Linked DNA regions of Homo sapiens: region 1 is linked to region 2. A link is a loop called in an ENCODE intact Hi-C map of the cell type or tissue named here. Cell type or tissue: heart left ventricle. All regions are shown on one strand. Links, peaks and the distances in the headings refer to the core of each region. The heading gives the core; the rest is flanking DNA. Region 1 overlaps KLHL26 (kelch like family member 26). Region 2 holds the start of REX1BD (required for excision 1-B domain containing).

Evidence for each region. Peaks named below come from ENCODE experiments on the same cell type or tissue, not always from the same donor. Only the 100,000 strongest peaks of a DNase experiment are listed, where the experiment ranks them.
Region 1: a loop joins it to region 2, with 2.0 times the contacts of the local background. A loop is called at or near these places in 5 of 110 quality-filtered maps.

Annotation. Positions count from the first base shown.
Region 1 is chr19:18,651,943-18,666,345 of GRCh38, reverse strand. It overlaps KLHL26 (kelch like family member 26), which reads right to left. Exons shown (of 3, transcript NM_018316.3): 2 at 1,903-2,085. Among named protein-coding and RNA genes, the nearest start is that of KLHL26, 22 kb to the right of the region's middle. RefSeq lists enhancers at 4,941-5,477, 7,984-8,514, 8,515-9,046, 14,373-14,403. In heart left ventricle, for the core only: no CTCF peak of the experiment used is centred there; DNase peaks (open chromatin) are centred at 5,835, 6,475 and 6,915; H3K4me3 peaks cover 1,212 bases; H3K27ac peaks cover 3,731 bases.
Region 2 is chr19:18,582,869-18,596,445 of GRCh38, reverse strand. It overlaps REX1BD (required for excision 1-B domain containing), which reads right to left and starts at 7,648. Exons shown (of 5, transcript NM_001100418.2): 1 at 7,546-7,648; 2 at 7,369-7,451; 3 at 6,763-7,033; 4 at 5,513-5,592; 5 at 4,109-4,338. The coding sequence starts at 7,644. The coding sequence ends at 4,266. It overlaps CRLF1 (cytokine receptor like factor 1), which reads left to right. Exons shown (of 9, transcript NM_004750.5): 7 at 2,012-2,199; 8 at 2,339-2,381; 9 at 2,867-3,209. The coding sequence ends at 2,880. RefSeq lists silencers at 1,756-2,145, 2,166-2,255, 7,301-7,820 and enhancers at 2,889-3,390, 4,274-4,797. In heart left ventricle, for the core only: a CTCF peak has its summit at 1,972 (motif pointing left); DNase peaks (open chromatin) are centred at 1,284 and 2,015; H3K4me3 peaks cover 1,082 bases; H3K27me3 peaks cover 500 bases.

The sequences.
Region 1 (14,403 bases), core at 3,342-8,341, 67 kb before region 2:
GCATTTGACCCACAGAGGCCTGTCCCCTAGTCTTGCACCTCCTGTGAGCCAGGCTCAGGGCTACAGGGGCAAGGACAGCTGCCAGGGCACTATCTCGGGGCCGCCCACTGACATCTGCCCAACAAGCAGCTCTTCAGCATCTCTGAGCGGTCCAGGAGCAGTAAGTACGCTGCCAGCTCCCCAGACCCTGCCCCGCTTGTCCCCACGGGTCCACGCTGGCCCTCGGGCATGATGCGATGAAGGCAGAGGCGGTCGCAGGCGACAGGAGGGAGCTTTGCCTTTTAAGGTCTCGCTGGCTGCAGTGCCAGCACAGGGGAGCCTTTAAAGGGCATTGCTGGCTGGGCTGGCCCACCCGTCCCCAAATCCAGAATAAAAATAGAAGCGGCGCCCCAGTTGGCTCGGCTGCTGCGGCCCCCACAACAGCCTCATTGAGCCCATGGGGCAGGCGGCCCGGGCCTCGGGGAATGTGTGGCTGAGCGGCACACCTGGGCTGGGGCCTGGGAGCCTCCCCAGGGCGGCCCAGCTCTCTCTGGCGGGGTCACCACCTGGCAGGAAGGAGGCTCACCTGCTGGTCACCCAGGGAGGGAGACCACTCAGCCCTGCAACAGCCCCCAGCTGGCGAGGAGAAAGCACCCCCCACCCCACAGCCCTGCTCTGTGGTGCTCTCACTTCCGGCCCGGCCACGGCACAGGGACAGACAGACAGTGCCCGCCATGGCCTCTTCTGTCACGTTGGGGAAGTGCCCACAGCTCAGGGAGACAGGGAGGAGAACTCATCTGGGCCTCAGACAGAGCCCAGGACATGGTGTTGGCAGACACAGGGTCTCTGCGGCCCTCGATGCCCCTCCAGTCCCCCAGCTGTCCTGCTCCAGGTGTCCTGAGGGGATGCCCTGAGGGCAGGGGCTTGTGCCCATTTCACTGTCATCCCTGCTGCATCCCAAGGACTAGAATAGTGCCTGGCATACAGCAGGCGTCAAGTAAAGACAGATTGGGCTGGGCGCAGTGGCTCACGCCTGTAATCCCAGCACTTTGGGAGGCTGAGGCAGGTGGCTCATGAGGTCAGGAAATCAAGACCATCCTGGCTAACATGGTGAAACCCCGTCTCTACTAAAAATACAAAAAATTAGCCAGGTGTGGTGGCATGCGCCTGTAGTCCCAGCTACTCGGGAGGCTGAGGCAGGAGAATCGCTTGAACCCGGGAGGCGGAGGTTGCAATGAGCCAAGATTGTGCTACTGCACTCCAGCCTGGGCGACACAGCGAGACTTTGTCTCAAAAAAAAAAAAAACAAAACAGATCAAAAACCTGGCCAAGCCCTGCCACCCTGCATGCAGGGTAGAAGTGAGTGGGTGCCCACAGGCCATCTCTGTCCCTCCAGGCATGTTCTGCCCAAAGAGAGTAAGATGCAAACTCCGGGAAACCTGCAGGTTTACTGGACATTAAACCTCTCTCTAAAATCAGAAGGGGCCCGGAGCGGTGGCTCACGCCTATAATCTCAGCACTTTGGGAGGCCAAGGCAGGCAGATCACGAAGTCAGGAGTTCAATACCAGCCTGGCCAACATGGTGAAACCCCGTCTCTACTAAAAAATACAAAAAAAATTAGCTGGGCATGGTGGCGGGTGCCTGTACTCCCAGCTACTCGGGAGGCTGAGGCAGGAGAACTGCTTGAACCCAGGAGGCGGAGGTTGCAGTGAGCCGAGATTGTGCCACTGCACTCCAGCCTGGGCAACAGCGCGAGACTCCATCTCAAAAAAAAAAAAAGAGCAGCCGGTACCAGCCGTTCTCCCTCGAAGCTGTCCCTGGGTAGCGCTGAGACAGGCCCCCTTTAGAAAGTGGGTGCCATCTGCCCTGTCCCTGTCCCAACAGGCAGCCGCCCCTTCCAGCTGCCTGGGGCCAGCACTTACCTGAAGTAGTCGCTGCAGGCAGCCAGGACGACCTTGTGTGCAGGAAAGGCCTCTCTGTTAATAGTCAGCACAACATCGAGGAGCTGGCCCTGAGCGCGGAGGGTGGCCAGGCCCTGCAGGAGGCTGGTGCTGTGGCTGGGTGCCGAGAAGGTGCACTTGAGGGCCCCGTTCTTGTCGGCCGTGCTGCGGGGAAAGCAGAGGTGGGGACATGGCCCAGAGGTTCACACACACACTATTACCTTGAACACAACACTCAGTGCAAGAAGCCAGACACAAAAGGCCGCACTGTGTATGACTCCACTGACGTGAAATGCCCAGAACAGGCAAATCCGCAGAGACAGGAAGCAGATGGGTGCCACCAAGGGCTGGGGGAGGGGAGGGGGGAGTGACTGCTGATGGGGTGGGGTCTCCTTTTGGAGGGATGAGAATGTTCTGGAACTAGACAGAGGTGGTGTTTGCATACCACTGTGAATCTACTAAATGCCACTGAATTGTCCACTTTCAGACAGTTTTATGTCACGTGAATTTCACTTCAATAAAAAAACCAAAGGACACACGGGAGCCTTCTCAAGTCCCCTGCAAGCCCCGCCACAGCCCCCTGCACCCCAGAGTATACGAGCCCTCTGTGGTCCAGCCCCCACTGCCCCTACTGCCCCCTCATCCCCTCTTCTCCAGCCCCACCACCCCTTTGCTATTTCATTTGGGGAAACTGTTGAACGGATCAATGAATTAATAGCTTAGGAGCCGTTAACACACCACTTCTTCCTCAGAACACAACAGGGGGTGGACCCTGGTGCCACCTCCAGGATCAGTCCCCTCTAAGACCCCCACCCCCACCGGGCTGAGGCACCCTGCTCTGTCCTGGTGGCCTCTGCCCTCTGGAATTTGCTCTCCCATTCCTGGGACCCACGCCTGCCTGTAAGCAAAGGCCAGGAATGCGGGCACTGATCTTTCCAAGAAAGCGGGAGGAGACGGAAGGCTCCTTGGCCCCACTGCCAGCCAGCCCCAAAACCACAGTGGGCATTAAAGAGCCAACGTCAAACACAGGGCACACAGTGGGCACTCAGTCAACATAGCAGCTGCCACCGGAGGTCCCTGACCTCCCCTTCAGACCACCCTTCCAGAGACCCTTGGGAAAGGGTGAGTGATCAAGACAAACTGCCGGGGAGAGGGGCTTCAGGGCCAGGCGCTGACCACAGCCCTGCAAGGCACCACAGGCAGAGAAGTTGCCCAAGCCCCAGCCCTGCCTGCGAGGCACTGCATGTCCTAGAGGGTGGGGACATAGCACGAAGGACCCAGTGTGGGGCCTGTGCTCAGTGGAAAGCCTTTGAGTCCCTGGGGAAGCAGGACATATGCTACTCAGAGCCCAATGCCACGGTCATCTGGGCTGGCCAGCAATGCTGCGGTGCTGGGGGTGCTGGAGCCCAGACCTGGTGTTTGCCTGGGAGGGTGGGGGTGCAGCCTTTTGAAAGCTGAGGAGGGCAGGGAAGGAAAGGGGTCCAGGTGCACCCTGAGACTCTGGCTTGTCCCCGTGGCCTTTCCCCTGCCAAGTGGAAGGGACGCTTACCTCCCCTCCTCCCTTCCTCCCCTCCCCACACATCGGCCCCGATCCCACTTGACCAGGCTGCTGCCCTGAGCCAAGCCTTGGCTCTTTTTTCCCTAGACCCATGACAGATCCAGATCCGAGGCTTGTGAGGAGCATGTCGCAGGCTCATGGGCCGCTCTCCCCTATCCAGCCCCCCACAGGGGTCCAGCACCTGCCTGGACATCTCCAGGGCAGGGTCTCATTGCTTCCCACGAATGGCATGCCCTCTCACCGACACCCTGCGACGGGTGTCCAGGCTGCCTGGGGCCAAAGCCGCATCCTGCATGTGCCTCTGAGGACCCTCAAGGTCTCTCCTTGTCCCCAGTTTGCCTCACTGGCTTTGCAAACTCCTCTTCCCTGCCCGTGCATGCAGGGATGCTGCGTAAATGAGACGAAGTAGGCCCCGTCCTCATGGGCACGCGGTCCAGGCAATGGGGACCAAAAGGGGTCAGATCACCCAGAATCAGCTTTGTGTTGCAGCTGTGGCAAGGGTTGTGCATTCGGGCTCTGGGTGACCCCTGCCGGCCTTTCTGTGGACACTTTGTCTCCCAGAAGTATGCATGGGCCTTGCCAGCCTTTGCCATTTTGATTTTGGTCTGGTTTTTCCTTAGAAGTTCAAGGAGATTTGCGGGGAGGGATGGGAGGACTTCTCGTGCCTCCTGTAAAGCCCTTGGAGGCAGGTGTGCATGTGTACATTTTCATCAGAAGAAACACGTTGCACTGGGACAAGTTCACCACGGGGCCACTCAGTCCTTAGGAGCATATTTACCATGCTCTTCCATATATAAAGAGCATCAAGAAATCAATACAAATTAGCCAGGCATGCTGGCATGAGCCTGTGTTCCCAGCTACTTGGGAGGCTGAGGTGAGAGGATCACTTGAGTTCGGGAGGTGGAGGCTGCAGTGAGCCATATTTGTGCCACTGCACTCCAGCCTGGGTGACAGAGTGAGATCGAAAGATGCACAAAGAATGTGGGCTAATGGTTCCCAGGAAAGCAAGCAGAGCTGGCTAGAAGGACGTAAGAGTCAGCCTCGCTTGCAGTCAGGGAAGCACACTCTCGGGGGGCTTATGAAGCAAGGTGACCCCCAGGAAGGCAGCTGCGTAGACTCAGCAACACTCTAAAGGCTCATGTCCTTTACCCAAGAACTCTATTTCTGAAACTTACCCAAATACAATCTCTAGGGGCCACAGACGAGAAATAAGCTAACCACCCTTAAAGGAGATTCGTGGAATCACAGCACCTTCTGAGTGAGGGCTGCCCTATAGATGGGTGAGGAGGCTGACGCATCCTGGGGAAGATGTTGCATGCAGGGGATGACGTCAAGGCTGCAGGAGGAAGGAAGAGGCAGAGTGCACACAGTGGGATGCTATTTGGGCTCAAAGTGCCACACATATGCATCTGCCCATGAGTGCACAGAACATATCTGGAGAACTGAGAAGTTGGACAGAGAGGACCTCCCTCTGGGGAGGAGAGGAGCTACTGCCCTGCACCCTGCTACTCTGATGACTGAGGAACAGGAAACCAGGGAGGTGGGCCAGTGTTCCAAACATGGGATCTGTGGGTTCCCCAGCAAGCAGAGAGGGTGCCCGGAACCCAGAAGGCAGGATCAGTTCAGCTGACTGGCAGGGCATCTCAGAGGAGACATCAGGGGCCAGCAGCCTGGGCCAAGCCAGCTCTGGTTAGCTGGGAACTCAGCAGTCACTCAACCACCCAGGCCTCAGCTACAAAGCAGGGGCAAATGACCATCCAGCTCCCCAGCCCCAGGGCCGCTGGAGGATGAGATGAGCAAACGCAGAGCCCTGGGACCCAGGCTGCCACTAGCACGTGACGACTACACACTCGGAGAATCTGGATGCTCCCATCTGGAATTTAGGACACCCCAGGCCCAGAAAGCAGGGTGAGGCCCATCCACTGCTGGTTACAGGGCACAGGGCCCACGCTGGACCAAAGAGGGGAGGAAGCAGCTTGTCCTCCCCAGGCCTCCTCCTCATGCCCTGGTGATGCCTGACGCGTTCCACATGGCTGTTTCCTTCCTCTCATCTTAGGGATGGGACAACTGTCCCTGAGGCCCCTGACGTCACCCTCACTGCCGCCCCTGTGAAGCCAAACCCACCCCACTGCAGCCCCTCCTGGGGAACTCAAGGAGGGAGGAGGCCAGGAGGGGCAGGAGTCCCCCAGCCTGGACGGAGAAGCGAGACGCAGCCTGGGCGGAGGTGGGCAGGCGGAGGAGGGAGGGCCGGGGCCAGGGCTGATGACTAAGGTCCTCTCCAGCCGGCCACTGGGAGGAGGGGAAGGACCCATTACTCAGGCTGGTCCAGACAGGGGGCGGCCGGCACGGCGGGGCCACAGGCCCCCAGGAAGGCGGTGGCCCTGAGCCGGTCCGAGTCTCCAGACGGCCACTCGAGTGACGGTCACCCGCACGTGAGTCATCGGAGCCAATGCGTCAGCAGCCCCGGCCAGGGCCGTCTCAAGAGGCCATTGCTGCCCGCCCTGGCTGCACCCTCTGCCCGAATCTGGCCTCTGAGTGGCCACACGCCCCCGCTACAGGCCTGGCCCGGGCTAGGGGCCATTCTGACACCCGCTTGCCGCTGTATCCCCCCAGCAATGTCATCGGGCACCCTAGCCAGGCCCAGGCCTGTGCTGGACCCAAGGACACGCCCAGGTCTGCCCTGGCAACACCACCCCTGCTCCTCTCAGATGTCCCAGTGCAGGGATGTGCTAGGGCTAACATCCAGGGAGCCTGGGTGGGGTAAACTCCCCCAGGTGGACCACCTGTTATGGGATTCCCGAGATCTCCAAGGGTTGCCCTGGGACCACCTGCTCACTACTGACACACCCTGTGGAGGCTCCTTCCCTCCCCACGCTGTTCTTTCGTGGGGCCCTCGAACCCCCGCCTGAGAGTCTGCTCTGGGGGAACCCAGCCCAAGGCACGATGGCCTCGTGGGGGAGGTCACAAGAAGCTCAGAGTTGCAGAGGTTGCGGCCAGGCACCCTAGGGATGAAGCCTCGTGGGAGGATCAGGAGCAGAGGGAGGTGGGGGCTGCCTAGGGGGACAAGAGTGAGGGGCACGCACCTGTCAGGGCAGGCGCCCCTCCTCCGGCCCCGGGCTGGCCTCATCTCCATGGTCGGCTTCCCAACCCATGAGAAGCGATCCAAAGCCCCAGAACGGTTCTTTTCATTGGAATGTCCAAAAAAGAAAAAAAAAAGGCAAGAACAAGAAAGAATTTCATGGAAACATTTCTTTGGGGTTTTGTAAAATCCTTTCCCACCCCCACGCGGAGCCCAGCGCTCGGGCCAGAACGGAGCCTGCCGGCATTGCCCCTCATAGGCGGTTCTGACGCGCGCAGTCCCTCACTTCCCCTCAAAGAGGAGAGCACTTCCACTTTCAAAGCCAATTTTGGTTTTATTGTCCATGTGGCTCGAAGGAGCACAGCAGCACAGCACAGCTGGTTGGCTCCCACCCCGGCTGATGCGATGCCGCCCCAGGGTCTCAGTGCATGGGTGGGGAAGAGGCTGTACTTCAGGGGACAGCAGGGGATGTCAGGGCCGGCTGAGAAGCCACTGCCCAATCCCTAGCCTCTCTCCCAGCCAGTCCCAGGCTGGCAACTGGACCAAGACCATCCTGAGAGCCTTGTCTGAGATCCAGCAAGAGAGGGAAACAGAGACTCGGAGAGGGAGTGACAGAGACTTGGAGGGGACAGAGACCCAGAGAAGAACCGGGACCCACAGAAAGAAAAACAGGACCCAGAGAGAAGTGGACAGATACCCAGAGAGAGAAAAACAGATTCAGAGATAAAGGGACAGAGACTTAGAGGGTACAGAGACCCAGAGGGGAACAGGGACGCAGAGAAAGGTAGACAGAGACCCAGAGAGAAGGAGACAGAGACCCAGAGAGAAGGAGACAGGCACCCAGAGAGAGGGGGACAGGGGGACAGACAGAGACCCAGAGAGAGGGGACAGAGACCCAGAGAGAGGGAGACAGAGACCCAGGGAGAGAGGGAGACAGAGACCCAGAGAAAGGGAGAGGGAGAGACGGAGGCCCAGCAAGAGGAGAAAAAAACCCAGAGAGAGAGGAAGACAGATACCTAGAGACAGGGAGACAGGGAGACAGAGACCCAGAGAGAGGGAGATGGAGAGAAAGATCCAGAGGGAGAGGGAAAGAGAGACCCAGCAAGAGGGAGAGAAAGAGACACCCAGGGAGAGAGGAAGACAGAGACCTAGAGACAGGGAGACGGAGACCCAGGGAGAGAGGGAGACAGAGACCTAGAGAGACGGAGAGGGAGACAGAGACCCAGGGAGAGAGGGAGACAGAGACCCAGGGAGAGAGGGAGAGGGAGAGACAGAGACCCAGAGACAGGGAGACAGAGACCCAGAGAGACAAGGAGAGAAATACAGGGAGAGAGGAACAGAGAGCCAGTGAAAGGAAGGGAAGCAGAAATGGTGGCAGGGGTGGGGGTGACAGCGACCAGGCAGTGTGGGAGGTGGTGTGGGGCTCGAGTGCCAGAGCTGTGGGGGGCCTGGAATCCCACCACCAACCTCTCAGCCTCACAGCCACCACCCTACTCTCCAACCACACTGACACCTTCTCTCATGACCCTTCCCACCCACTCTGACCTTGCCAAGCAGGCACAGGTCTTCACATGCAGCCTCACAAATCCCCAGCAGCCGGGGAGATCACAGGCTCAGTATCCCTCTCCAAGATGGGAACACCGCGGCCCAGCGTGCCCCTGCTCCCCCGCCACCCCCACCCCTGGCCACCAGCAGCTGCAGTCCTCACTGGCTCTTGGGCACGTGCCTCGAGGGTAAAAGGTGCAAAGAGGCAGGGTCCCACCCATTCCACAAAGGCAGCTCCCCCAGTACTGTTGCCATGGTGACCACAATGTTTCACAGCACTGGGAACTGCTCCCAGCCCACAGGATGGAGTTGCTGGGTTCCGGCACCTCATGCTGGCCCTCAAACGCTCCGGCCCCCACGCTCACGTCAGCAAGCTTTCCCGTGGGACAGCTCAGAGGCCCCTGAGGCCCGGCCGCCCTGCTTCTCCCCCAGACTGCCCAAGGCTACTTCCTGGGGTTATCCCTCCTGATAAGGGGCCGCCCCTTCCAAGGCACCTGCTGTTCTCTGCCTCCCTTGGCTCCCGTGGGAGTGGAGGAAAGATAATGGCTTCTGGATGGACAAGTGGGAGAGCCAGGAGCGGGTGCAGGGCCCCACCGCAGTGTCCCAGCAGGCCAGGACACTCAGCCACTGACAGACCCAGAGACTGGGACAGAGGGACAGAGATGGGGAGACAGAGACCCAGAAACAGAGGGACAGAGACACAGAGATGGCAACAGAGACAAAGAGACAGAGACCCAGAGACAGAGACACAGAGACAGGGAGACAGAGACCCAGATATGGAGGCACAGAGACTCAGAGACCCAGAGACTCAGAGACAGGGAGACACAGACCCAGGGAGAGGGAGACAGAGACCCAGAGACGGAGACAGAGACCCAGAGATGAAGACACAGAGACTCAGAGATAGGGAGACACAGACCCAGAGACAGGGAGACAGAGACTCCAACCACACTGATACCTTCTCTCATGACCCTGTCTCATGACAGAGACAGGGAGACACAGACCCAGAGACAGGGAGACAGAGACCCAGGGACAGGGAGACAGAGATCCAGGGACAGGGAGACAGAGATCCAGAGACAGAGGGACAGAGACCCAGAGACAAGGAGACAGAGACCCAGAGACAAAGGGACAGAGACTCAGAGATAGGGAGACAGAGATCCAGAGACAGAGGGACAGAGACCCAGAGACAGAGGGACAGAGATGCAGAAACAGAGGGACAGAGACTCAGAGACAGAGATGCAAAGACAGAAGGACAGAGACCCAGAGACAGGGAGACAGAGACCCAGGGAGAGAGGGACAGAGACTCAGAGACAGGGAGACAGAGACTGCAGCTCAGGGGCCGCCAGGGTGCAGCTGTCTGTGTCTCCCTCCTGCTTGACATGCTGATTTTCTCCAACATCTTCACGAATCATTTCAAACAGGAACCCGCCACTCCCGCCCTGTGCTGGGAGGGCAGGCGTGCTGGGCAGGCCAGGCAGGGTCAGAGCCACCCTAACCTCGCGGCCTCCCCACCCACCCACCCTCAAGCCTCCTCCAAGAGCCCCGCGCTACTGAGGCAGACAGGGCTCGCCGTGAGTTGCGCCTGTTGGCCCAACTCACACAGCGTCCTGCATGGATGCCCTCTGACCCCTGCGAAGGAGGCCCTGGCCTTCCCCTTCCTCCCAGCCTCCTGATCTGGAGCCATTCCCTGCCTGTCTGTCCTTGGCTTCAGCCTGTCTGTGCCTGCTGGGTGGGGACAGAATGACAGGAGACAGAGCATCTGGGAGTGCCTAGCAGGAGGCCACTGTACCCAGGGCTGGCACCCCCAGACAGCCAAGTGACGGCCAGGGACGCCAAGGCTCAGAGAGGGTGGCGGGCTGCCCAAGTCACACCGGGAGTTCAGGGAGGGCAGGCAGGCAGGTTTCGGAATCGAGGATCAATTGGAAAGGACCACGACCAATGACCCCAAGGACCCAGTGAGGTGGCAGGAGACACTCCCTGCTCTCAGGCTCAGCAGGTTGAGAGGTGAAGCCCACAGAGCTGGGAGCAGAAAGCTGAGGCCCGTCCACCCCCATCCTGCAGGTCCCCCACCAACCCCACCATGAAGCCAGGGCAAGCTGCGTGGCCTCCCCTTTCCTGAGCCTTGCTCAAACCTTCCAGAAAACAGGGGGTTAGAGGTGCAGTGGTTTGCAAGCTGTCATCTCAGGAGCATGGGGGTGTTCTAGATGAGGAAGGAGGCTGGAGGCATGGGTGGGTGGATGATGGATACGTGTGGCCACCCCTCACCTGCTCCTCAGGGGTCACCATAAGCCCAGTGCCCTCAAGGCCGGGCTGTGATGTCCTGCCCTAATCCCAGCCTCTGACCAATGCCACCAGGAGTCCAGGATGTGTGGGGCTCTGACTGCGGCCAATGGACAGGAAGACATTATGCACAGCGCCCCCATCCCGGACTTGCCAAACTCCAGCCACTTCTCAAGGCCAACAAGAGGAAGCCCCACCATCCAAACAAAGGCCCAGAAGACAAGGGGGTGTTCAGACCCCACCTCCCTGACCAGCAGCAAGCTCTCTGCCTCCACAGCACCCCTCCCATCCTGGCTCTCCATGTCCAGATGACAATGCTGGGGCGTCTCCATCAGAACAGTCTTCACGGACCGAGGGAGCACCCAGTCTGTGCAGTCTTGGCTCCTGGCCCACCTTGTGGCAGGCAGTCTCTGATGGGGCACTGCTACCATCCCATCTTACAGATGGGGAAATGAAGGCACAGAGAAGTTCGGCCACTGGCCCAAAGTTATACAGTAAACAGAGGCAGGGGGACACCAGGCTTGGCCAAAGGAGGCCTTCCTCAGCCAACACACGGGTGCTGGTCGACCTCTCCCCGGTCCCAGGTGGGTGGGCCTCTGATCGTGACCATCACACAGATGGGGAGACTGAGGCTCAGAGGGCTGAGACAGCTCGCCAAGGCTCTGCCTGAGCTGGGAGGATGGACATGGAGCTGAACAGCAGGAAGAGCAAGACAGGGGCTTTTCAAGGCCGGCCCCAGGCAAGAATGTGGATTTACCCCACTAGTCCTCCAGCCGCCCTGCAAGAGAGGGAACCCCACTCTACAGATGAAGGGGCGGTGCCTGCCAGGTCCCGCTGGGAGAGCCTCGGTCTACGGCTCATCAGCCACCCCACCTCCCTGATCCCCACCTGGGCCATTTTTGTCTTCCCTGCTCCTCACTCCATCTGCCACATCATCTGTTTCCAGCCTGTCTCCCCATGGCTGAAAGGGGAACCCCATGGAAGCCGAGCAGGCAAGGTTCTGTCTCCTGTAATGTTCTGGTGCTCACCGCCATGCCTAACATATGGTTGGAGCTCAGTCATGCTTGTCAACTGGATGGGTGGATGAGCAGTCAAATGAATGGACAGGTAGATGGATGGGTAAATGAGTGGGTGGATGGGCAAACGGTAGATAGACAGATGAATGGGTGGGTAGATGGGTGAATCGGTGAGTGGATGGGTAAATGGGCGGGTGAATGGATGGGTAAGTGGGTGGAGGGAGGGGTGAATGGATGAGTGGATGGATGGGTGGATAGATGGGTGGGTAGATGGATAGGTGGATGGGTGGATGAAAGGGTGCGTGGATGTATAGGTGAGTTAATGGATGGGTGGATGAACGGATGGACGGATGAATGGATGGGTGGATAGCTGGGTGGGTAGATGGATGGATGGGTGAATAAATGGATGAAAGGGTGGGTGGATGGGTGGACAGACAGGTGTGTAGGTTGGTGGATGGGTGGATGGATGGGTGGGCGGATGGTAGATGAGAGGATTGGTGGATGGTGGGTTGGTGGATGGATAGTGATAGGTGAGTAGATGGAAGGGTGGCTGGACGGGCAGGTGGATGGGTGGGCAGATGGTGGATGAGTGGGCAGATGGTGGATGAGTGGATTGGTGGATGGGTGGGTGGGTTGGTAGATGGATAGTGGTAGGCAGGTGGATGGGTAGATGGAAGGGTGCCTGGATGGGCAGTAGATGAGTTAATGGATGAGTGGATGGAAGGGCAGATGGATGGGTGACAGACAGAAGGGCAGATGGATGGGTGGGTGGGTAGGTGGGTGGGTGGGTGGATGAATGGGTGGGTGGATAGATGGAAGAGTGGGCAGGTGGATGGGTGGGTGGATGGAAGGGTGGCCTGATGAAAGGGTGGGTGGATGGCTGGATGGGTGGATGGATGGGTAGGTGGGTAGGTGGGTGGATGGATGGATGGAAGGGTGGGTGGATGGAAGAGTGGACTGATGGAAGCGTGGGTGGATGGGTGGATGGATGGGTGGGTGGGTGGACAGGTGGGTGGATGGAAGGGCAGGTGGATGGTGAGTGGATGGAAGGGTGGACTGATGGAAGGGTGGGTGGATGGGTGCATGGATAGGTGGGTGGGTAGATGAAAGGGTGGGTGTGTGGGTGGGTGGGTAGGTGGGTAGATGGAAGGGTGGGTGGGTGGATGGAAGGGTGGACTGATGGAAGGGCGGATGGATGGGTGGGTGGGTGGGTAGATGGAAGGGTGGGTGGGTGGGTGGGCAGGTGGGTAGATGGAAGGGTGGGTGGGTGGGTGGATGGAAGTGTGGACTGATGGAAGGGTGGGTGGACGGGTGGATGGATGGGTGGGTGGGTGAAGGGTGGGTGGGTGCCTAGGTGGGTAGATGGTAGGGTGGATGGGTGGGTGCATGGAAGGGTAGACTGATGGAAGGGTGGGTGGATGGGTGGATGGATGGGTGGGTGGGTAGATGGAAGGGTGGGTGGCATGGGTAGGTGGGTGGATGGAAGGGCAGGTGGATGGGTGGGTGGATGGAAGGGTGGACTGATGAAAAGATGGGTGGATAGGGGCAGGTGGGTGGGTGGGCGGATGGGTGGGTGGGTGGTGGGGTGGATGGACAGGTGGAGGTATGGATGGTCAGGTGGGTGGGTGAACTGGTGGACATAGGTGTGAACAGGTGGGTAAGAAGGAGTGAGTGGGTGGCAGATAGATGAATGGTGGATGAAGGGTGGGTGGATAGATGGACAGATAAATCCACATCTTTGTGCTGGGCCGGCCCTGAAGAGCCCCTGTCTTGCTCTTCCTGCTGTTTAGCTCCACATGCATCCTCCAGGCTCAGGCAGAGCCTTGGTGAGCAGTCTCAGCCCTCTGAGCCTCAGTCTCCCCATCTGCATCATGGTGATGATCATAGGACCCACCCACTTGGGACCATGAAAAGGCCAAAAAGCACCTGTGCACTGGCCAAAGAAGGTCTCTGCTGGCCATACCTAGTGTCCCTCTGCCTCTTGTTTACTGTGTGGCCTTGGATGAGCCCCTGAACCTCTCTGTGCCTCAACTTCCCCATCTGTAAAATGGGATGATAGCCGTGCCCCTTTTCTAGGCTGCCTGCCGACAACGGAGCCAGGAACCAGAACTGCACCACCCCAGTTGATGGCCTTATACAAAGTGGGTGCTCCCTTGGTTCGTGGAGGCTGTTCTGATGGGGACGCCCCAACACTGTGGTCCAGGTACAAGCCAGGATGGGAGGGGTGCTGTGGAGGCAGAGAGCTTGCTGCTGGCCAGGGAGGTGGGGTTTGAGGGTGAGTGAATGAGTGAGGTGGCAGGTGGATGGCTCCCAGGTGGCAGCACTGGGCTGGAGCCCAACTCTTTTTTTTTTTTTTTTTTTGAGATGGAGTCTGGCTCTGTCACTCAGGCTGGAGTGCAGTGGTGTGATCTCAGCTCTCTGCAACCTCCACCTCCCAGGTTCAAGTAATTCTCCTGCCTCAGCCTCCTGAGTAGCTGGGACTATAGGCGCCCACTACCACACCTAGCTAATTTTTGTATTTTTAATAGAGACGAGGTTTCATCACATTGACCAGGCTGGTCTCGAACTCTCGGCCTCAGGTGATCTGCCCGCCTCGGCCTCCCAAAGTGCTGGGATTACAGGCGGGAGCCACCGCACCTGGCCTGCTGGAGCCCAACTCTTATCTTAGCTCACTGCTTGTTCCTCCCCACAAGACCTCCTGGCCCGAGTCCTAGTGTATGTGATCCTTCAGGATCCACCGCGAAGCCCTCAGTGGGACTCTCCTGCACATCCTGTCTCTGGACCTTTGCTCATGTTGTGCTCTGTGCTGAGTGGCCAACCCTCTTGCCCTCAGACCCTTCTCCCTCCACCACACTCCTGAGCCCACCAGCATTTCTGCACTCAGCACCTCTGCTGCCTCCACCCCAGAGCCTTCTCTGCCATGGCTTTCCTCACCCTCATGGCCCAGCTGGGTCCCCATCCAGGGCTGACGAGTGGGCAGGTCTCGGCCTGAGGCTTCCCTTTCCCAT
Region 2 (13,577 bases), core at 1-5,000:
ACCTGAGCCTCCCAAGTAGCTGGGACTACAGGCACGCGCCAACATGCACAGCTAATTTTTGTATTTTTTAGTAGAGACAGGATTTCACCATGTTGGCCAGGCTGGTCTCGAACTCCTGACCTCGGGTGATCTGCCCATTTCGGCCTCCCAAAGTGCTGGGATTACAGGTGTGAGACACCATGCCCAGCCTGTTTCCTGATTGTCTCCAAGAGAGTAGAAGTCTCAAACTGGTGGCCCCCCCAGAGCTGAATGTGGCCCTTGGATCTATTTTCTTTGGCCTGTTGTTTGGAAAACAAAAAAAAAGTTTGACCAACTAGTAGAAATTTTAAACCCAGGAAGTTTTTACACAAATATCCTAGATTCCCTAGAAAAATAAATTATCTAGAAAATGTAACAGCATGGCCTACAGCCCCCACCAGCAGTGGTCTCCCCTTCTCAGGACCCTCACTCTCCATTTGCCCATCCCCATCTGGTCTGTTTTGGCCACTCAGACTCCCTCCTAAGAGGGGGCCAGTGAGTTTGAGACCCCTGCTTCTAAGGCCAATGGGCTGCCAACTCCCACTTTGATGGGCCTCAATTTCTCCTTCTGATCAAGGCAGGGGGATGGGAATGATTAGGTGCCTAGGTCTGCTTCCTCTTGCTGTCTGGGATTTCTCCGGGTCCACAGGCCTCTAGTCTCTCTTTTGTGAAATGAAACGAAAGCTGTTACTTGGAATGTCTGGCCTCCGTTTCCCCATCTGGAAGGTGGGGTCGAGAATCCCACTTGCCTTGGGCTGTTATGAGGGTTGGATGACATAATTTGTGGCAAGTGCCCACATGGTGGGTGCCACCTAAGTGTTTGCAGGCAGTTGGCATGGAGGTACTTATTGTCCCATCCCCCCAGGGTTTCACTGCAAGGGAGGCCGCTTTTTCTCAGGTGAGGACACTGAGGCTCTAGGAGGTCACACAGGTCTAAACTTAGTTCACCGGGAAGACCAAGCTCACTCTGGCTCGTGAGATGATAGGGAAACTGAGGCCCAGAGAGGGTCCCAGAGCTAGGGAGGGGTAGAGTCAGGCTCCAGCCAGCTCCCCAGCCCCTATCCTGGGCCCCTCCAGGTTCAGGGGTGGGCGGGAGCAAGCGCAGCCGGGAGGGGCCTGAGCCTTGGCCCCTGCTCGTGCCCGGCACCTGCGATTCTTGCACAGGAGCCAGCAGGCCGCTGCGTCCGCAGGGGAGGCTGGGGAGGCCGGGGAAGGCCAGCAGGGGCGGCGGGGGCCGGGGCCGTGCCAGGGCCTGTCAGCGGGTCCCCGGCTTTATTTATGACGTGAGGCCGATGTCCTTATCCGCCGGCCTGCTGGGGGCTGGCTGCAGCCGGCAGCTGGACCGACAGGCAGGCCTCCCACCTGGCCCTCCTGGCCCACTCCCTGTCCCATGGGCCCATGCTGGGGACAGTCCCATGGGGTCATCTTGCACTCGGTCTCCCTTCATCTGTCACTCTTCCTCTGTGTCTCTGTCTCGATCTCTTTGTCCCTATGTCCCCAGGGTTTCTGTCCTACCCTGATCAGGCCCTTTCCTCCTGGGCTGACACCCTTGGCTTTCACCCACCCTGCGTCTCCATCTCTCCATCCCTGGCCCCGGCTCTCTCATCCGTGCGTCTTTCTCCCTTTCTCTTTTTCGGCCCCCTGCTCTGTCTGTCTATCTCTATGTCTCATCCCCCCGGCTCTGGCCTCTCTCATTCTCCCCTCCCCCCACTCCACTCGCACCTGGCTCAGGCCACAGGAATCGGGTTCCTGGAGGAGATGTGGAGGAGGAGCCCCTTCCTTCCCCCTCCCCCCCACCTCCCCAGGGGCGCAGCCGGGCCAGGGGCGCAGCTGGGCTGCTGTGCAGGGCCGCGGGGAGGACTCGGTCCTTGAGAAACGGGGAGGGAGGTTCCCCGAGGGGAGCATGGTCCCGCCGCGCCGGGGTCTCCCCTCTCCTGCCCGCGCGCACCCCCTGCCGGGCGCGCTCTGACACTGCCGCTCCGCCCACCACCAGAGCGCCCGGGCCCGGGCGGCGGGGCGTGCGAACCGCGGGGCGGAGAGCCGAGCTCGGGGCCGGTGCGGCGCGAGCTCAAGCAGTTCCTGGGCTGGCTCAAGAAGCACGCGTACTGCTCCAACCTCAGCTTCCGCCTCTACGACCAGTGGCGAGCCTGGATGCAGAAGTCGCACAAGACCCGCAACCAGGTAGGAAGGAGGGACCCTCGGGCGTGGGGGTGGGGACAGGGAGCTGGGGGGGCCCAGAAAACAGGGGAGGGGGAAGACAGCAGGCTGTGGACGCAGGTCTGCAGCCCCCACGACACCTCTGCCTTCCTTCCAAGCACAGGACGAGGGGATCCTGCCCTCGGGCAGACGGGGCACGGCGAGAGGTAAGGTGGGCCTGAATGGGTGGGCGGGAGGGAGCAAGGGGAGGGCCCCTTCCGGTGGCTGCAGGTCTTGTTCACACCCCCACGCCTCCCAACCCCAGCCTTAGAGTCGCTGAGATGGAATCCGTCCTCTTCCTTTGTTATTCATCAGCATTTACTTAGCACTTACTGTATAACTGGCATTGTCTCCTTTAGCCTAAGAACATTCAATGCCCTGAAAATGTCCGAAGTGGAATCTCCTCCGAAATGAATGAACATACTCACCCTAGTTAGCACGCATGGGCGCCTACTGCATACTGGCTCCGCGCCAAGTGCTTTACCTGCAGCTCAGATAGCCTCGCCAAGGCCCGGAGAGGGGCAGGACCCTGCCCAAAGTCACACAGCCAGAAGCGGTGGGGACAGGACACGAATGAAGCCTCCTTCAGTGGCTCTGTGGTGCGGCCCTCTCCTGGACTCCCTGCTTAGCTTGGCTTCCCCTCTGCCTGCAGGTCCTGCCAGATAAGCTGTAGGGGCTCAGGCCACCCTCCCTGCCACGTGGAGACGCAGAGGCCGAACCCAAACTGGGGCCACCTCTGTACCCTCACTTCAGGGCACCTGAGCCACCCTCAGCAGGAGCTGGGGTGGCCCCTGAGCTCCAACGGCCATAACAGCTCTGACTCCCACGTGAGGCCACCTTTGGGTGCACCCCAGTGGGTGTGTGTGTGTGTGTGAGGGTTGGTTGAGTTGCCTAGAACCCCTGCCAGGGCTGGGGGTGAGAAGGGGAGTCATTACTCCCCATTACCTAGGGCCCCTCCAAAAGAGTCCTTTTAAATAAATGAGCTATTTAGGTGCTGTGATTGTGAAGGTGAGTTTGGGGCCTGCCTGGCCTGGGGTGGGGGCTGTGAGATTTGAGGGGAATGTGAGGCGTCTTAATGACCCTTTGAGATTAGAATTTTCACCTCCCAGGACTTCAGACTGTCTATCCAGTATTTGCAAGGTCTGATTCTGAACTCCTTGGAGAATGTGATTCAAAATACCTGAGCTGGCTGGCTGCAAAGGCTCATGCCTGTAATCCCAGAACTTTAGGAGGCCAAGCTGGGAGCACTGCTCAAGGCCAGGAGTTGGGGACCAGCCTGGGCAACAAAGGGAGACCTCATCTCTACTAAAAGCAAAAAATTGGCCAGGCGCCATGGCTCACGCCTGTAATCCCGCCACTTTGGGAGGTTGACATGGGTGGACCACATGAGGTCAGGAGTTCAAGACCAGCCTGACCAACATGGAGAAACCCCGTCTCTACTAAAAATACAAAATTAGCTGGGCGTGGTGGTGCATGCCTGTGATCCCAACTACTCAGGAGGCTGAGGCAGGCGAATCACTTGAACCCAGGAGGTGCAGATTGCAGTGAGCCGAGATCGTACCATTGTACTCCAGCCTGGGCAAAAAGAGCAAAACTCTATCTCAAAAAAAAAAAAAATTAACTGGGCTTGTGGTGGCATGTGCCTGTAGTCCCAGCTACTTGGGAGGCTGAGGCAGGAGGACTGCTTGAGCCTGGGGAAGTCAAGGCTGCAGTGAGCCACGATCTCGCCACTGCACTCCAGTCTGGGTGACACAGCAAGACCCTGTCTCAAGCAAAAAAACCTCAGTTTCTAGGGAGGGTGGGAGTCTTCTACCCACAATCCCTGGCCCTGTGGGGGCCCCCTCCCTAGGCACACTGGCTGCAGCACCCTTGTACACAGAGATGGCAGAGCGGCTACAGAGGAGGAGCTCTTTATTGTGGGAGGTGTCTGGAACTGCAGGAAGGTCAGCAGCGCAGTGGGGCGCAACCCCAGCCAGCTGGCAGTTAGGGCTGGGCTGGGCGCCATCCGCCCCGTTTCCCATCTCCCTCGGCGCATCCCTGGGGAGCCGCCATCACTCGGCAGATTCCGCATCAAACCTAAGGTCCTGGAGAACCTCGCTGATCGCCTCCATGGTTTTAATTACCCTACAAGAGCGGATGGGAACTATAAATAAAACCCAGATGGGGTGAATTAGCTGCTGCCGCGAAGCTGCAAGAGGGCTGTGGCTGTGGTGAGCCCCAGGCCCTCCTGCCCGCCGCCAAACCTCCAGGCAGCACTAGCAGCAAGAGGGAACACTTAGGTGCTAGGGAGAAGGGGTGGCCCCATAGGTCACAGTGGGCTGAGAGAAAAGGCCATCTGGGCTGGGCATGGTGGCTCACGCCTGTAATCCAGCACTTTGGGAAGCTGAGGCAGGCAGATCACCTGAGGTCAGGAGTTCAAAACAAGCCTGGCCAACATGGCGAATCCCCGTCTCTACTAAAAATACAAGAATTAGCCAGGCATGGTGGCGGGCATCTGTAATCCAAGCTACTTAGGAGGCAGAGGTTACGGTAAGCCAAGACCGCACCACTGCACTCCAGCCTGGGTGACAGAGCAAGACTCTATCTCAAAAAAAAGAAAGAAAAAAGAAAAGAAAATAAAGGACCAGGCGTGCTGGCTTACGCCTGTAATCCCAGCACTTTGGGAGGCTGAGGTGGGCAGATCACGAGGTCAGGAGATCGAGACCATCCTGGCCAACATGGTGAAACCCATCTCTACTAAAATACAAAAAATTAGCTGGGCGTGGTGGCACGCGCCTGTAGTCCCAGCTACTCAGGAGGCTGAGGCAGGGGAATCACTTGAACCCGGGAGGCGGAGGTTGCAGTGAGCTGAGATCGCGCCACTGCACTCCAGCCTGGTGACAGAGTGAGACTGCATCTCAGAAAAAAAAGAAAAGAAAAGGCCATCTTGGTGGGGTGTGTACCATTAGGAGGTTATGAAGTGTGACTTTGTCAAATGTGTGTGTACATGAGTGTGTGTGCTTGGGGGCTGAGGACAGGCATCTGAAGGTCTGTGCTCAGTGGGGCATGTCCAAGCTCCACGGACAGCCACGTGTGCAGGATTGGCATGTGTCGAGGTATACAGCAGTGTCCCAGCAATGCACAGCGAAACTGATGTGAAGTTTCACGGCTGTGCCCTCTGGGGAAGTGTACATCTGAGGGCCACCAGGTGAGAACACCATTGTGCACTGGCAGAGGGTTCCTCTGCTGGCAGCGTCCTGACCGTGCCAACCCTGGTGCAAATCGAGCATAGCCAGGCGGCTTGGGCAGCAGCGCTCACTTCATTTTCAGCTGCTGCATCCGTACAGCGTCCTCCTGCCCCGCCAGCTCTGGCGTCTCCATCAACTGCAGCAGGGCCACCTGGTGGGGGAATGAGCAACACGAAGGATGTCTCCACGAGCAGAACCCACCCCCTGCCCTCCAAGGATGTTCAGGAAAAAACAGAGGCACCCAGAAAGGCAGTGCCCGGGTAGAACCACGAGGGGCAGTGCTTTGTGTAGGAAGAGTCCGAAATTCAGTTTAGAGGCTCTCTCAGAAAGGAGACAGCAGGCAGGCCAGAGGCAGTGCTGAGCGCGATGTGGGCGTGGCCTGGGAACAACAGTGACGTCTTAGCCAGGCATTGGCCGTAGGGGTGGGTTAGGTTGCGCCTCATGGTCCCAGGGACGGGGACCCAGGATAAAAGTAGGCCAAAAAGCCTGGACGCGGTGGCTCACGCCTGAAATCCCAGCACTTCGGGAAGCAGAAGAGGGCGGATCGCTTGAGACCAGGAGTTCGAGACCAGCCTTGCCCATATGGCACAACCCCGTCTCTACTAAAAAAAATACAAAATACAAAAATTATGCCTGTAATCCCAGCTACTCAGGAGGCTGAGGCAGGAGAATCGCTTGAATCTGGGAGGCGGAGGTTGCCGTTAGCCGAGATCGCGCCATTGCACTCTAGCCTGGGTGAGAGAGCAAGAGAGCAAGAGCCTGTCTTAAAAAAAAAAAAAAAAAAAAAAAACACCAGAAAGAAAAAGGCCAAAGAGACGCTGAGACGGGTCGCTCATGGGGGGCGTGGCCTAGGAATTCCAGTCACACACGGTTGCAGGGCCGAGCAGGCGGATCGCAAGAGAGAAATAGGCAAAGAACTAAAGCTGTGATGGAGGAATAATACGGAGGAGGCGTGGCCTGGGACCCCCCTCGCCTGTATCTACGGGAGGTTGAGGGTGGGACCCTAGACGCGGAACAACCAGAGTGGGTGGAGCATTGTTGGGGCGGGATCTGGGCATCTTGGAATAGCATTTAGGCGGAGCTGGGAGAAAGCGGGAGTGCTCTGGGAATAAGGACAAAACTTGGGAAAAAAATTGGGGATGAACAGCAGAGGGCAAGGTCCGAGAATCCCCAAGTGAAGCCTTAATAGAGGATTGGGGTGGGACAGGAAGGGGTGAGGTCTGTGTATGGGATACTGGGACCACCCCCCAACCAGGGGTGCGTCATGAGAGGAGCCGGCCAGGGTCCTAGAGACACGGCGGGGAAGGGGTGGTGGCCTCACCGTGCCCAGCCGCGTCTGCTCCAGCTCCTGCAGGCTGCGCACGTGGCCGGCGAGCAGCGGCTGCCTGCGAGGCCCGCCCAGCTCTGCTTCCACCGCCAGCACCTCCCGCGAGGCGGCGGCGAAGGCCTGGGTCACCCCGTGCACTGTGCTCCGGTAGCGCGCGAAGTCGTAGTCAGGGCCGCTGCGCAGGTACTGGCGGTGGCCTCTGCGGCATGTGGGGACCCTGAGGCCGCGCCCCCAGGCTCTCAGGCCCTGCACCGGCGCCAACCACCTGAAAGGCCCCCAGGAAGTGTCCCCAGACACCAGAGGGGAGGACTGGTAGGTAGGAAGGACGCTTCCTGACTCCCGCAGGGGAACGCGAGACAGGCCCACCCCTGCTCTTGGGGAGGAGAGAGAAGCCACGAAGAGTGAGTCGTCGGGTAGTGGGGACGTGCTGTGGGGCCTTTTTCGTGAAGGTGAGGACCCGGTGCCCCGAAATCCCCGCCCCATCTGACTCTGCAGCCACACAAGGACCCAGCTCCTCCTCCAGGCACGCCCGCCGAGAACACGCCCACGCCCGGAGCGGGCGGGGGACCGAACCCTGAGCCCCTCCGCGCCCCCACTCACTCCTCCAGTCGGCGGAAGCCCTGCGCGCGCTCAGCCTGCAGCTGGTGGATGCGCTGCACCAGCGTCCGGATCGGGGCGTCTTTCTGCGGGACAGGGGGCACGGCTGGGGCATGAAGCCCGCGCCCCTGGGTCTGCGCCGCCCGCCCCGCGCCCGTTCCCGCTTGGGCCTGGGCTCACCCAGGGCCACGCCGGCTCCTCGCGTCCCCGAGCTTCGGTGGCCTCCTCAGCAGCAGGCACTGCAGGGACCGTAGGCTCCGCCGCGGTCTCGGTGATCATGACTGCGCAGCCCTGGCCAGGCTCCGGAGCAGGCCCTTCCGCTGCGCCCGACGCCCCCTACAGGCCGGGAGGTCCACGGACCCCCTACCCTGCGGCCGGCCAGCCAGAAGGAAGAAAGGGGAACCAAGACCGCGGGCCGCCCAGTCAAGCCCACCCTTCTTGTTCCCGTCCAGGGCCCGCCTCCGATCGTGTTTTTCCTTGATTGTGCGGCTCTGAATACAGAACAGCTGTTAGCCTTGAGTTCGTTCCTATGCTTGTATCTCAACACCGACTTCCACTTGAAGCGGGTACTGAGCGTGGGTTTTGACGTTCAAGAGTGTTAAGTAAGCCTGGGCAACCTAGGGAGGCCCGATCTCTACAGAAAAACCAATTAGCCCGACATGGTGGCTCCCGCCTCCAGTCCCAGCTACTCGGGAGGCTGAGGTGGGAGGATTACATGAGCCCGGGAGTTGGGGGCTGCCATGAGCTATGACCATGCCACTGCACTCCAGCCGGAGCCACAGTGAGTCTGCCTCAAAAAAAGTGCAGTGGCTGGAACTCCACCAACATTAACAGAGATTCACTGGCTCTTCAGAGAATCACAGGGGTGAAGACAAGATTCAGTGACAGGGACGGTGTCAACAGCCCACCGAGTTGAATTGGGTGTCTTGTGTAATAGCCCTGAGCCTGGAGCATAGCAGGGGCCAGAACGACCTCAAAGTACAGAGGAGGCCTTGGAGCTTCCTGCTGGAGGGATACATGGGCTAGACAGAGCTTTGGAAAGCTTCCTCCTCCAGGGGCCCAGCCGGAGGAGCAGGAAGATGCTGGTAGCCTGACTTAGTGAAGAGGGACCAGCTCAGGTATGGGGTGACAGACACCAGCCTTTAAGGGGGAAGGGACTAGGCTGTTAGTGAGTTGGGAGTTTTTCTTGCCGATGGGTTCGTGGTCTCGCTAACTTTGAAGAATGAAGCTGTGGACCTTCGCGGTGTGTGTTACAGATCAAAAAGAGTCCACGGACCAGGAGAGTGAGCAGCAGGGCAGTTTATTGAACAAAGCGAAAGGAAAGCTTCCACATGCTGGAAGGGGACCCGGAAGGGTTGCCGTTGCTGGCTCCGGTGGCTAGGGCTCATATCCCTATGTTACCCCTCCCCTTTCTTTTTGTCCATTGAGAGTGGTTCTTTTTTCAATCCTCCTCTGGAGTGTTTTTTTTTTTTGTTTTTTTTTTTTTTTTTTTTTAGTGAGACAGAGTCTCGCTCTGTCGCCCAGGCTGCAGTGCAATGGCACGATCTCGGCTCACTTCAAGCTCTGCCTCCCGGGTTCACGCCATTCTCCTGCCTCAGCCTCCCCAGTAGCTGGGACCACAGGCGCCCGCCACCACACCCGGCCAATTTTTTGTATTTTTAGTAGAGGCAGGGTTTCACCGGGTTAGCCAGGATGGTCTCAATCTCCTGACCTCGTGATCCGCCCGCCTCGGCCTCCCAAAGTGCTGGGATTACAGGCGTGAGCCACCGCGCCCGGCCTGGAGTGGTTAATTCTGAATCCTTCACTCGATTGGTTAAGAACTCAAAACACTGAGTCACAGGGGTCTTCTGTGAAAGTCCCCAAACCTGCCCAGTAAATCCTGCCAACTCCACCCCTCAGTCCCCTCTCTCAACAGGAGAGCCCAACTGCTGTTGGGGTGTGGGAGGATGACCACTCTAATTGCTTCCTGCTGAATAGGGGCATAGAAGGGGTTCTGTAGCTGAGGTTTCCTCGTGAGAGGTGGTTTGGGTGTCAACGTCCGGGTATGGGCCGGCAGGCTGGTTTAGGGGTCCTTGATAATAGGTGCTGGTTGAAGTCATCTGAGGTTCCATCTGCAGTAACATTTCTAGTTTCATTGATTCTATTCAGGAAGAAACGAAAGGATGAAGGAACTGAAAAGACATGGGCCAAAGGTTACTCCTAGAATAATCATAAGGAAGGGACCTAAAAATGGAAGAAGCCAGTGGAGAACAGGCTGTGAGAACCCTGAGGTAGTTTCGGTTGTCCCACCATGTAGTCTGCTAGCTCTATCCTGAAGTCATTTAATTCCATCTCTCACTATGCCTGATTTATTGACATAAAAACAACATTCCTTGTTCAGAAAAAGGCATGTTCCTCCCCTTTCGGCAGTGAGGAGATTGGAGATCTAGTGCTCACTGGTTCTGGAGAACCACAGCTGCTAATGAGTCTATTTGGTCCTGGATTTGAGTAAGTTGGAGAGAGATTTCATCTAGGCTGTGAGTCCACTTCCTAGGTGGTAGTAAATCCTAAACCAGCCAATAGAGGAAGTAGTGAGATTGCTCTCGGCTGAAGCTTAGCATGAATGGGCACAGCTACTGCCTCTTCTGAAAAGGAATAAGTCACAGGAGGTACTATGTAGGCTAAAGTACAAGTTCCTGTCCAGTTGGTGGGGAGGCAAATATAGAAGGATCTTCCACACACAAAGAAAACTCCTTATCAGGGTTCTATACACCCCTGTAGCTGAAAACTCATAAGGGCTGTGGTCAGTCTAAATTCATTTCTCATTCCCATGATTTGAGGGTTCAGGACAAATGGGCCACTCCTAGCAGTTGGAGCTGAATAGAATTTGCCAAGGACGTATTATGGGGTTCCTGTAAGGCAAACCGGTGGCTAGCTGCATTAAGAAAAACTCTCGGCTGGGTGCAGTGGCTCACGCCTGTAATCCCAGCACTTTCGGAGGCCAAGGCTGGTGGATCACGAGGTCAGGAGATCAAGACCATCCTGGCTAACATGGTGAAACTCCATCTCTACTAAAAATACAAAAAATTAGCTGGGTGTGGTGGTGGGCGCCTGTAGTCCCAGCTACTCGGGAGGCTGAGGCAGGAGAATGGTGCAAACCTGGGAGGCGGAGCTTGCAGTGAGGGAGATCGCGCCACTGCACTCCAGCCTGGGCGACAGAGCGAGACTCCATCTCAAAAACAAAACAAAACAACAACAACAAAAAGAAAAACTCGCGCACCCCAGACAGGAAGCAGGAAGCAATGGGGTTTTTTTAACCCTTTGCCTGTGAGAGAGGAACCAAGTCCCAGGAGGGGGATATCCTGGGCAAAAGGAAGTCTGCCCCAGCAGTAATTGCTTGTTGTTTTGGCCTCTGGTGGGGGAATTATTTGGCTTGGGGTGGTAAATCTTAAGGGATAGGTGACTGAAATAGGGTTTCCAAGGAACTCATGTTTATTTCCACAAAACATTGGGGTGCCAGTAGTCGTACTGTAAGAATTAGAATATTTGAACTCTATATCCAAGGCAAGCTATAGTTGCAGCCAGCCACGTGTCCCACACCTTGTGATCATGGGAACACTTGATGGGAGATACAAAGGAGTGGAGGCGAAGAGAAGGAGGTTATTGTGCCCACAGAACCTATGATTGGGATAGCTGATAGAGCGAATTGTCGGAGAATGGCGGCGGCTGCTTTTAAGGCTGCTTGAGCCCTGTCAGGGAAATTGGACCTATCACTAGGATGAAAAAATCCTGGACCCTTAGAAGTGTTAGCTATGTATGAGGCCTCAGAGCTTTCCACCCATATGTTGAGGGGGGCCGGAACTGCTGTATATAAGGGGGAAATTAGGGTTCATGCAAACCCAACAGGATGAGTTACTCTGATTGGGAAGTGCTTCAAATAAAAACCTGGAGGACATGTTTATAATTCCCTCAAGGTAGGCCGGGCACGGTGGCTCACGCCTGTAATCCCAGCACTTTGGGAGGCTGAGGAGGGCAGATCACGAGGTCAGCAGATCGAGACCACGGTGAAACCCCGTCTCTACTAAAAATACAAAAAATTAGCCAGGTGTGGTGGTGGGCGCCTGTAGTCCCAGCTACTTGGGAGGCTGAGGGAGGAGAATGGTGTGAACCCGGAAGGCAGAGCTTGCAGTGAGCCGAGATCACGTCACTGCACTCCAGCCTGGGCGACAGAGCGAGACTCTGTCTCAAAAAAAAAAAAAAAAAATAATAATAATAATAATAATTCCCTCAAGATTAGGGGAAGACATTGAGCGGGGAAAGGTTAAGACTTGGGCAAAGGCAAGGAATGTTAGGATGTTAGAGTACATTCTGTTTTTAAAACAAGAACTGAGGTAGAACTTATGAGCACTGATTAATTTTCCTTCTGAAAGAGGATACATAAGTCTTCCAATGGCTCGTGGGTGTAAGAAGGTTTGTCTGGCTGACTCTTAGATTCCCAAGCTAATGATTCTGCGGGTTTTTCAGGCTGTATCCAAGGTTTGATTCAGGTGTGATGGATCCAAGACTCCACTCCAATCACCTTGACTGCAGTTGGAGTGGAGAGGATAACCAAATATGGTCCTTCCCACGATGGATCTAGGGATGGGGAGGTAGAGGGGAGGGACTTGACTAATACTAGATCCCTGGGATGGAACGATGCTTTTCCCTTTTCTCGGTGGCATCCCTCGGGTAATGTCTTTAGGATTTGCTGGTACCTAGCCAAAGAAGTTATGTCCTTGACCAAGTTGGCAGTTTCTCAATCAAGTAAGAGGTTGTTTGTGAGAAAAGGCTGTCCATATAGCATTTCATAAGGACTGAGTCCTATCTTGTGGGGAGAATTTAGGATCCTTAATAATGCTATGGGCAAGAGGGTGAGTTTCCATGGGAGGTGAGTTTCTTGTGTTAATTTCCTTGAGTGCCTTTTGAGTGTTTCATTAATCTTCTCGACTTTCCCTGAGGATTGTGGTCCCTGGGCGCAATGAAGGTGATTTTTTTTTTTTTTTTTTGAGGGAGTCTCGCTCTGTCGCACAGGCTGGAGTGCAGTGGTGCAATCTCGGCTCACTGCATGCTCCATCTCCCGGGTTCACGCCATTCTCCTGCCTCAGCCTCTCGAGTAGCTGGGACTACAGGCGCCCACCACTACGCCCGGCTAAATTTTTTGTATTTTTAGTAGAGACGGGGTTTCACTGTGTTAGCCAGGATGGTCTCGATCTCCTGACCTCGTGATCCACCTGCCTCGGCCTCCCAAAGTGCTGGGATTACAGACGTGAGCCACCGCGCCCGGCCAATGAAGGTGATATTGTATCCCTAGCGCCTTGGAAATTCCCTGAGTCACTGTGGCTCTGAAAGCCGGGCCATTATCACTTTGTAAACTACAGGGAAGTCCAAACCTAGGAATTATTTCATGGACCAGGGCTTTGATTACCTCCTGGGCCTTTTCTGTCTTACAGGGGAAGGCTTCAACCCAATTCGTGAAGGTATCAACACAGGCTAGTAAGTATTGAAGTCCCCGTGACTTAGGCATATAAGTGAAATCTAACTGCCAGTCCTCTCCAGGGTAGTGCCCTGTCCTTTGTTCTCCATGAGGGGCTTGGCAATGGACCAAGGGGTTATTCCTTTGGCACACTTCGCAGGCCTTGACTGTCTGCCGGATGGTTTTAAGGAGGTCTCGTCCAGTGAACAGAGATTTGACCATTTGATGGGTATTCTCAATACCCCTATGGAATGTTTGGTGAACGGTTTTAAGTATTTTCCATTGATTAGCTGCGGGTATGGGCACCTTTCCCTCCTGAGTAGCTAGCCACCCCGAGGGGAGAAAACTATGTCCCCATGAAAGTCCCCATTCCATTTCTGCAGGGGAATACTGGGGCCTGGTCTCCTGAAGGGGGTTATCCCATACCAAGGGTCCCTCCATAGGTGTTTCTAATGGGAGGTCCCGTCTTGCGGCAACTTTGGCCTCAGCGTCTGTGCAGCGATTTCCTTTTGCCTCCTTTCCTTTGCCTTTCTGATGGCCTTTGCAGTGCAAGGCCACTACCACTTCCTTGGGTTTCTGCACTGCCTGTAATAATTTCATAATTTCTTCATGGTATTTAATGGGTGTTCCTCCGGAGGTTAGGAACTCCCTTTCTTTCCATATGGCAGCATGGGCATGTAGAACTAGATAAGCAAATTTGCTCTCTGTATATACATTTATA